Regions from separate parts of the Homo sapiens genome. Here regions 2 and 3 are each linked to region 1. A link is a contact called in ENCODE Hi-C or POLR2A ChIA-PET data. All regions are on one chromosome and are shown on one strand. Each heading gives the region's core, a stretch centred on a gene start or an enhancer-like site at or near the end of the contact. The rest is flanking DNA. Distances are from core to core; before and after follow the strand shown. Region 1 holds the start of CTPS1 (CTP synthase 1). Region 2 holds the start of ZMPSTE24 (zinc metallopeptidase STE24). Region 3 holds the start of COL9A2 (collagen type IX alpha 2 chain).

What was found. Hi-C counts contacts between places; a loop is a spot of excess contacts on that map. ChIA-PET counts read pairs that join two places held with the same protein, here RNA polymerase II (POLR2A). Pooled maps may share reads with other maps.
Region 2: a loop to region 1 is called in a map with no recorded cell type, with 15 times the contacts of the local background. The contact joins the promoter of ZMPSTE24 here to the promoter of CTPS1 in region 1. A Hi-C loop is called at or near these places in 1 of 37 single-sample maps with no recorded cell type and 7 of 50 pooled maps. POLR2A ChIA-PET finds 5 or more read pairs at or near these places in 3 of 52 experiments (CD4-positive, alpha-beta T cell, GM12878 and K562).
Region 3: a map with no recorded cell type shows a loop between it and region 1 (9-fold over the local background). The contact joins the promoter of COL9A2 here to the promoter of CTPS1 in region 1. A Hi-C loop is called at or near these places in 1 of 37 single-sample maps with no recorded cell type and 5 of 50 pooled maps. POLR2A ChIA-PET finds 5 or more read pairs at or near these places in 1 of 52 experiments (OCI-LY7).

What each region holds. Positions count from the first base shown.
Region 1 is chr1:40,978,022-40,981,293 of GRCh38, forward strand. CTPS1 (CTP synthase 1) reads left to right here and starts at 1,675. Exons shown (of 19, transcript NM_001905.4): 1 at 1,675-1,808. RefSeq lists silencers at 1,464-1,653, 1,924-2,213, 2,284-2,423 and an enhancer at 2,624-2,673.
Region 2 is chr1:40,256,744-40,260,015 of GRCh38, forward strand. ZMPSTE24 (zinc metallopeptidase STE24) reads left to right here and starts at 1,493. Exons shown (of 10, transcript NM_005857.5): 1 at 1,493-1,651. The coding sequence starts at 1,529. RefSeq lists enhancers at 724-853, 1,084-1,353, 1,434-1,713, 1,804-1,903.
Region 3 is chr1:40,315,669-40,318,940 of GRCh38, forward strand. COL9A2 (collagen type IX alpha 2 chain) reads right to left here and starts at 1,618. Exons shown (of 32, transcript NM_001852.4): 1 at 1,455-1,618. The coding sequence starts at 1,529. RefSeq lists silencers at 1-32, 793-1,302 and enhancers at 476-1,112, 1,113-1,749.

The sequences.
Region 1 (3,272 bases), core at 425-2,924:
TGGGAATCCATCTGCTTCAATGATTTTCCTAAAACACAAATCTGATCCCATCACATCTTTTTTTTTAAAACTCCTTCAGTGAAGATAGTTAAGAACTTGTGGCAGACTGCTTCTAGAGAACAAAACAGGAACACTGGGGTACAGAAATAAGAGATTTACTTTTCATGGATACCCTTGTGTAGTGTTTGGGGAAAAATTATAACCATGTACATATATTCACTATTCAAAGGAAGGTCAAAAGCCTCTCAAAAGTTTCTACAGCTTTCCACTATCCCTAGGAGAAAGAGAAGCCTTTACTTGGTCTATAATGCTCTTCACCGTATGGCCCTACCCAACTCTTCAACCTAATCTCATGTTAATCTCGCTTCCTGTGGCCCTTGTGGACTTGGCTAGACTGGCCTTCCAATTCAGCTGTGCCGGCCTCTTTGGGCTTGTACACAGGCTTTTCCTTCTGCCTCACTTTTAAAAAAAAATTATTATTACTATTTTTATTTTATTTATTTATTCTTTGAGAAGGAGTCTCGCTCTGTCGCCCAGGCTGGAATGCAGTGGTGCAATCTTGGCTCACTGCAACCTCCACCTCCCAGGTTCAAGCTATTCTCCTGCCTCAGCCTCCTGAGTAGCTGGGACTACAGGCACCCACCACCACGCCCAGCTAATTTTTGTATTTTTAGTAGAGACGGGGTTTCACCATATTGGCGAGGCTGGTCTTGAACTCCTGACCTTGTGATCCGCCTGCCTCGGCCTCCCAAAATGTTGGGATTACAGGTGTGAGCCACTGCGCCCGGCCTACTATTATTATTTTTATAAGAAACGGGGTCTCGCTATGTTACCCAAGTTGGTCTCGAACTGTTGGGCTCAAGCATGTCTCACTTTCTTATCCCCGCCTCTCCCTTTCCCATCTTTGCCGTCTACTTAGGTCTCTGCTTCAAAGTTACTTTTTCAGGGCGGGCTTCCCGCCTGAATTCCCAATCACCACCGGACTTGGGTCAGTCCCCGCGCTGGGCACTCACTGCCCCGGCACCAGCATCTCTGCAGCAAGCACCCATAACAACCATAAAGTGTAATGAGCTGCTCAGTGTGCCTCCCTACATCGTTAGTCCGAGGAGAGGGTCCCTCGGTGCCCAGCACAGTGCGTGGCACAGTCGGTGCTCAGGGAGCGATAGCTAGATGAAACCGTACTTTTCGGGATCCTAGTCCATCCAAAGCAGCCGCCTTCGGGGCAGGTGTGGGGAGGAGGGAGGCCGACGAGGAGCCAACGCCGCGCGACCCTCCGCACTTCCGTCTTGGAGGCCAGGGTGGCGCTGCCGCCGTCCCTCGCCCGGAGGCAGAGATGCGCTGGCGCATCACCGCCAGGAGCCCACAGTGAAAGACCATCGGATGGAAGGCGACGCCCAGAACTCCAGGAGACCGCTGTGGGAGGACGCGAGGCCAGGTGACGAATAGGCCAGGCGTGAGTTCCCAAACAGCCTCCTCCCCTTCAAGAGAGTAAGCTTGGGCCACAGGCTGGGACGGAAGCAGAGGGGCAGACACGCCACCACCCGCCCGGCCTCGAACCTACGGCGGCACAGTTCAGCGGAGGCGGCCCAGCGGTCCTGTCCCGCGCCTGCGCACTCCAGGCCCCGCCCCGCCCCGCGCCCTCCAGGCCCGGCCCGCCCTCCAACCTCTGCGTGCGCACAGCCTAGAGCCCGCCTCCGTGAAAGACTGCCGGGCGCATGCGGTCGGGGTTGTTCACTGGCTGTCCGGGGCTCCGCGCGCGTCGCCGGCCCAGCTCTGTCGCTGACGGGAGGATCTGAAGCCGGCCGCAGGTAGGCTGACTCCAGGGATCCCGGGGGGGATCTGTTCTCCCGCGCAGGAGTCAGCGGCGCGAGCTGAGCCCGGCGCCGAATAGCCCCGCCGCCGCGGTGACGGACGTCGCTCCTACCAATCAGGGGCGAGGTGACTCGGCGTCCTGCCCAATGGGCTGTGTGCCTAACGGGAGTGGGGCGGGCGCCCCGGCCGGCGAGCTGCCGGCTCCCGCGCGCGGGCCTCGTGGCCGGGCGGCGCTGGGGAGAGGGGCCAAGCGGGGCGCGGGGCGGCTTCAGAGGCTGCGGGGCCTGCGCTGCCGCGCTGGGCCGCGCCGAATCAGCTCGGCCGGGCTCGTCGGACGGAGAAGGCCGTAGGGGAGTGGAGCGGCGCCCCCCCCCACACCCTCCGCCCTTGCTCTTCGTCTGCGAGGAAGCCCGGCAGTCGCCCATCCATTCAAGCAGTGCGGGCCTCGGGCCTCCGGCCTCGGCGCGGGCTCAGCCGCCCGGGGCTGGGCGCGGCAGCTCCGCGCCGTAGGACGAGGGGGCCTGCGAACTCGCCGGCCCTGGGCCCCGCGGCTGGCCTTTGGGCCTCACGGCTTCCTCCCTTCCCGGCGGCCGGGGGTCGGGGCGCTGGCGGTGTATAGAGCTCACCACGTTTGCGTGGCGCCCTTCCGTCCACGCTCGTTACAGTTTCGAATCCTCAGCGGCCCTGTGACGCGGGCGGCGCAGAGATTCTCACCCCCATTCCCCTAGGTGAGAACCCGCGTTGCAGGCAGCTCAAGTGACATGATTGAGGTCTGCACACTAGTGATGGGGGCTGGCACTTCATCTCATAACATTGAAAGAAAAAGCATTTCCCCCCTCAGTCTTTGTTGAATTTCTCTGATGCGTCTTGATTTACGTTACTTCTGTGCCGGAAAACCTTCTTGCGCCTTCCGTCACCTTCAGGATTAAGTTCAGATTGGGCATGCCAGTTTGCACATGATCTGGCCCTTGCCTACCTTTCCAGTTTATCTTCCACTGTATATCCCTGCTTCCCCGCCTTCCCCCTCACGGCCTTACCTCTGTTCTCTGTAGCTGCCCTGCACCTGCCTGTTCACCCTGTTCCCTTTCCTGTGCTCTGAGTCGTGCAGTCAGTCCTTCAAGGCCCATTGCAAGTCATATCTACAAAACAGGAGCCGCCTGGATCCGCCCACTACCCCCAGGACTTGTCTCACCTTCCTCTGATGGCCATGGTACTGAAAGCGTCTGCTCTCATCGTCCCCCTTTATAGTCTAAACATGTTTTCTGTCTGCTTCCACCGTCACTGAATTACTCATTTATTTGTTAATGTTTCATCTCTCCAACTGGACTGCCAGAAAGTTGAGATATGGGCCCAAATCTGATTAATGTTTGCAGTCCCCAAGCACAGTAGCTGTCATGTAAGTCAGTAGCCCATAAGGATGAATGAATGAGCCTCCCGCCTGATCTTTATGTACACTGGCA
Region 2 (3,272 bases), core at 243-2,742, 720 kb before region 1:
GGGGCTGACCCACCAATTAATTCATTTATCTGGATGAATAGTTCCTACTGGTAGATTAACAGGGTTCATTTTCAATTCTGTTGTTTTCACAGATACAAGTGCTGAGAAATGGTTTTACATAAATAGGTGAGAATGCTAGTAGTTTTGTTGTAAGCATGTCAATCAATCGTTTGGTTTCTTTCCGAGTTGCATGCCAAAAACCAAATAGTGTTCCTTCATCAGCTGACAATTCATGGGCCACCATTAATTTTGTTGAAAGCAAAGAACTGGAAACCATCTGACTTGAAAAGAATTTGTTATCCTGTTATTAGAGTCATTCACTTTCTCTAGTGACTTTTAATTATACTAATTACTCTCAGAGGCATTTAGGCAGGGTTGAGAAATTCAAGATATTAATTTCAACACATCTTTAGCATCACAATATCACAGTAATTTAAATATATTTTAGTTGTAGCTATTTAGCTCACTTTATTGTAAATAATAATTATGCTAATTAGCAACGATAGTATGTTTAACCAATTAATCATCAGATTAACTTTCGGTCAGAATAATGGACTTCAATTTTTAAGTCAAAGCAATGTACAGGCGTCCCAGTCACCATATTTCACTTCTGAATTCCAAGAGAGAAATGGCGTTGCGCCTTACTGACGCAAATATGTACCTAGATAAAGTAAGACGCTTTCATTTCAGGTATGTCTAACCCACGCTATCCTTGCTTTGTTCCAGGGCACTCTCGCAGGGAAAACGCCGCCTCTGACTACACTTGGGGTGGTTAAGACGAGATCTTCAAATGAAAATTCTCAACGCTACCGTCCACTCTCTCATACGCTTGAATTCCGAACACCCCAATACTGGCCAAAAGACTCCATTTCTCATGCTTGGTCTTGCTTTTGAGGTAGCTCTAACTCAGAGGCACGATTTTTAGAGCCTGGGAAGTCGGCTGCTGTTCAGTCCTTCCTAGCCTCCTCAGGCGGGAGCCGCGGCCCACTCAGTCAGTTGCGGCCCACTCAGTCAGTTCCGGCCCCAGCCCCGACTACCTGTCGCCTTGTTGGGGGAAGGAAGGCAGATACCGCAGCCCAGTCAGGGTAAGCCGCTGACCCAGAGGATGGAACTGCGGCTCTGGAGATTAGAAAGAGGAGGACTTCGCCGCGTTCACTAGCCCAGGAGGAAAGCCAGAACCCTAGGCCGGAACCCAGCGTCAAGACGTGGGGGAAGAATGTTGATGCAACACAGCTCAGCCGGGCCCGGAACTCGGCGTTTGGGTCCCCGCCCTCTTTGGGCCGGAAGTGAGGAAGGTGGGGCTGGGGCTTTTCCTGTAGAAACTAGGAGGGACTAGGGAGAGTCTGCAAGGGGAAGAGTGTGTCTGTGACACTGCCAGCAGCGCGCAGAGGGAGGGATGGGGGCGGGTATCGGCGTAGGGGCCCTCGGAAAGAACGGATATTGCTGTGACACCGCGGGGACGCTCTGAAGGGACGAGTGTCGGTGTGGCACCGGTGCACGCTGAAGGAGCCGGCGGAACCGGGTGGCCATGGGGATGTGGGCATCGCTGGACGCTTTGTGGGAGATGCCGGCCGAGAAGCGTATCTTCGGGGCCGTGCTGCTCTTTTCCTGGACAGTGTATCTTTGGGAGACCTTCCTAGCACAGCGGCAGGTGAGCCTAGACAGGGTCCAACCTGACCCCCATACCCGGCCAGCCCTGGAGTAGCCTTGGCTTCGACCCTGAGACTCTTGATTGCTTCGGTCCCCGCGCCAGTCTCGTCTTTGTGGTCCCTGCTGAGTCTCGTAACTTGGCCCGATGGCGGACTGTGGCTTTGAGGAGGGTCTTGGTGCGTCAAGGAAGTTTTCTGTAACGTTATCATGGGACCCAATCCCTTTAGGGCCTGGAGGAAGGCTTGGGCTCTTGTGCCCTCCCTGCAGCTTCCTTGGGATCCTTGGGCCCAGACTTGGCCTCCTTTATCTTTGGAATAAGCCTTTAAAAGGATTTAGACACCCAACTTCCTCATGACATTTATGTAATCATGCCTAACCATAGGATTTTGCAGTCCTTCCAAGAACTTGCACTCTTGTTTCTCCTTAAAGTGCATATATTGTTTCTGCTTGAAAAAACAAACAAACAAACAAAAAACTTATCGGGCCCGGCGTGGTGTCTCATGCCTGTAATCCCAGCACTTTGGGAGGCCGAGGCGGGCGGATCACCTGGGGTCAGGAGTTCGAGACCAGCCTGACCAACGTGGCGAAAACCCGTCTCTACTAAAAATAGAAAAATTAGCCGGGTGTGGTGGCGCGCACCTGTAGTCCCAGCTACTTGGGAGGCTGAGGCAGGAGAATCATTTGAACCCAGTAGGCGGAGGTTGCAGTGAGCTGAGATTGTGCCACTGCACTCCAGCCTGGGCGACAAGAGTGAAACTCAATCTCAAAATAAATAAATAAATGAAATTAAATGAAATATATTTCTCGTTTTTCATAAAATCAACATTATTTTAGTTTAAATATTAAAATGGTAAAATAAAAAGTGAAAGTTAACAATTTACCTGAGATAACCATGGTTTAGAGATCTGAACTTTTATTTATTTATTTTTAATCTTTATTTATTTATTTAATTTTAGAGTCTAGCTCTGTCACCAGGCTGGAGTACAGTGGCGTTATCTCGGCTCACTGCAAGAAACTAGGAGGGACGAGGGAGAGTCTGCAAGGGGAAGAGTGTGTCTGTGACACTGCCAGCAGCGCGCAGAGGGAGGGATGTTCAAATGATTCTCCTGCCTCAGCATCCCGAGTAGCTAGGATTACAGGCACGTGCCACCACGCCCAGCTAATTTTAGTATTTTTAGTAGAGACGGGGTTTCACCATCTTGGCCAGGATAGAATATTTATTGTATTTAGAGACAGGGGCTCACTCTGCCACCCAGACTGGAGCACAGTAGCATCATCATAGCTCAAGGCAGCCTCGAACTCGTGGGCTCAAACGACCCCTCCACCTCCACCTCAGCCTTCTGAGTTGCTAGGACCACAGGTGCGGATCACTGTGCCTGGCTAATTGTTTGATTTTTTTGTAGAGATGTTGCCCGGGGTGGTCTGGAGTTCCTGGACTCAAGTCATCTTGCCGCCTCCACCTCCCAAAGGGCTGGGATTACAGGCATGAGCCACCGTGCTCGATCTCCCCTCAGCTTTTATTGGCACACAACAATATATAGGGAAAGCATGTTGTAGTGGCCCATTATTTTGTTTGGTATCCATTCTCTGTATTACATTTCCTGGACTGAAATTACCCTTAC
Region 3 (3,272 bases), core at 368-2,867, 660 kb before region 1:
AAAACACACACGGGGTGGGGCAGTCCTCAGACAGTGCAGGAAGCTGGGCGTCCCCGGGGCTGCAAGCGACCCTGGGAGCGGGGTCCTAGGGGCGCAGCTCTTCCGCGAACTCCCACGTATTGAGAATCTTCTGTATAGCAGGCACTGTGTGCCATTACATGCATTCATTATCTTACAGAATACTCAGAACCGGGAGGCGGGCGCTATTACGGGCCCCAGTTTGCAGTCGAAGAAACTGGCTCAGAACGTGAAGGGTCCATGGTCACTGAGAGTGGGCGGCGGCGCCAGGAGTCCGCCCTGGATCTGCCCGACTCCTTCCACTGTGCCAGTTTGCCCTTGCGCGGTCGCGGTGGGGAATAGATGGAGACGTGGACAGCTCAAATAAATCACAGATGGAATGTAAGGTTGTGCCTAGCAGGCTGCCGGCCCTCAGTGAGCGGTGGCTCGGGTTGTTGTTCTTACGTGAACGACAGGCAGAGACAGCGCCTCCTCCTCTCCCCATGGTGCGGGAAAACCCGACGGGAAAGTGGGGGAGGCGCAGAGAAAGGAGGTGTAGGGAGGTGAAGCGGGTACTATCTTCCCACTCGGAGCGCCCCTTCGGCAGCACAGCTGCCCGGTCCTCCCTCTGCTAAGCCCTGACTGCTGCAGGGGAGCAGGAGGAGCCGGCACCTCCCAGAAAGCAGACCCTCTCTCTGGATCCCGTTTGCCTGCAATTCAATGCCCCTGGGTGGGTGTGAGGTTTCAGGGAGGTCACAAGTCATATCAAGATGAGGCGAGCTCACAGCTGGAGAGTCTCCATCCTGCTGCCCATCTCTGAACAGATCAGAGATCTTAAAAGGCGGCCCTTTTAAGAGGCCAGCTCGGACCCAGGCAGGGGTCCCGGTGCCCACGACCTCCCCAGGCCGCGAAGTGCCAGGCTGGCGCCCCGCAGGCGAGCTCGAAACCACACCCAGCACCCGACCGGGCCCAGTCTCTGCCCTACCCGCGCGCCCGCAGCCCCCGGCGGCCCTCGGAAGGGAGACGTGGGTAGGCGGGCAGGGCCGAGAGGCCGCCTCGGGGCGACAGCGGCGTCTGGTTGGAGCCGGCGCCCCCTGGGAGGCGGCGGGGGCGGAGGCTGCGCAGCGGGTGAATGAGCACCATTGTATGCCCCGCCACCTGGGCTCCCCGGGCTGCCAGGACCGGGCGCCAGCTCCTGCCCCACGCTGCCTGTCCCGGGCCGGGCCGCGCGTCTGGGGACGGGTCCCGTTTGACTCTCCGGCTCAGCCACCTCCATTCACGGTGCCGCGATGGGCACCATGTATGCACCCACCGAGGGGACCTGCCCGCGGCGCTGTCCTCAGGTGGCCTCTCGGGCTAGGGGTGTCAGTAGGCGCGGGACACAGGCAGAGCTCCTCCATCCCGGACTCCAGACCCCGCACCCTGGACCCTGGCAGCGGAGGGGCTGCGAAACTTACAATCTGCGCCAGAGCGAGCACTACCACCTGGAGGAGAACAAGGAGGCTGCGGGGGGAGGCCGTAGCGGCGGCCATGGCTGGCGGCGAGACCAAGGGGGACGGGTGCGTGTCCGCGCACGCACCGACGGCAGAGTCTCCCGGCGCTCCTCCAGCGCTGGCTGTTCGCGGGCAGGGTGGGCTGGGGCTCCTGAATATGCGGGGGGCGGGGCGGGGGCCGGCGTGAGCTGTCACCTGAGAGGACCGGCGGGGTTGCCGGGAGGGAGGCCGGCGCCAGGCATCCAGCTCCGCCCCGCTCGGTCCAGCCTCCTGCGCCCACCCTCTGTCCTCGAGGGGCGACCGGGGTGCGGGTCGGAGATGATGGTCCAGTTTCTTTGTGAGAAGGCATAAGGCCGTCTGAGGTTCCCCTCGGGACCTTCAGGCCCCAGCACCTTCCCCCTGACGCACAGCCTGTGCCCCATCACTTACCCTACGTCCTCTCCAGGGCCCAGGCCGAGAGCACCTCGGGCTCTGCAGATCTTGCTGCAGGCTCTCCCCAGCTCCCGCCCACCTTGCTCCCCTCTCCTCTGGCTCCTTCCTCTCCAAGCACAAACAAACAGGCCTTTTCCATATTAATATGCCACAGTCCTTCCTGGATCAGCCGTCTCATGAATACTCCATCGGCCTCTTCCAGCTCTTTAGTGGAGCTGTGTGCACCTCCCCCACCCCCGAACTTCCTCACCTCGCTTTCACCTCCCTACTCTGTCCCAACAAGCAAATCTGTCTCCTGGAGGTCTGCAGTGAAGCCCAACCCTTCTTCGGTCCTCCAGGCAGGAAGCTGTTGGCATCTTCACCTGCCCTTGAAGTCTTCCCCATCCAAGCTCCTGCCATCCAGCTCCCCTTTTTCTATTGCCTTTAATTCTCTGCAGCTGCCTTAAGCACTGGTGTGTTTAGGATTGGGCCTTCTCACTCCATGTTCATAGAAACAACTACCACTTTATTCACCAGAGTTTCCGAACCCCGCTGTCCAGCATAGCCCGACTCCAGAGAGCCTTCCCTTCCCTCCCACTCACTTAGGCAATATTGGTAAAATGCTTTGGAATCTGACTTTTTCACAATTATAGATATGACCACAGGCACCCCAAACTCTATGAAGTCTCATTTTCCTCATCTGTAAAATGGGGATACTAATAGTCCATATATATATATATATATATTTTTTTTTTAAGACAGAGTCTTAAAAGGCTCTGGAGTGCAGTGGCACGATGTCAGCTAACTGCAACCTCGCCTCGCGGGTTCAAATGATTCCCCTGCCTCAGCCTCTCGAGTAGCTGGAATTACAGGCATGAGCCACAATGCCTGGCTAATTTTTATATTTTTAGTAGAGATGGGGTTTCGCCATGTTGGCCAGACTGCTCTTGAACTCCTGACTTCAGGTGATCTGCCTGCCTCAGCCTCCCAAAGTGTTGGGATTACAGGCATGAGCCACCGTGCCCAGCAAATTGTCCTTATCTTAAAGGGTTTTTGTGGAAATTGAATGAGATGACTCATGCGAGGCATTTAACCTCGAACCAGCACATAGTAGGTGCTTGATACATTTTAGCTTTCCTTATGATTTATGGATGACTGTTTTACTAGGTTGGCATCCAATGTGGGGAAGCTGGCCACAGGCAGATCAGCTAAAATGATGAACCTAGTTGAAGCTAGAAAAGTCCAACTCCATTGGGCAGGTTAGCAAAGGGCTCTGGATTTTGAAAGGTTGTCCTGGAGCTGAGTTTGGGAGAAAGAGCTTGAGAGAATGTAATTGCTCTGCCTAACAGAGTGAAGAAGAATTTGAAGTTT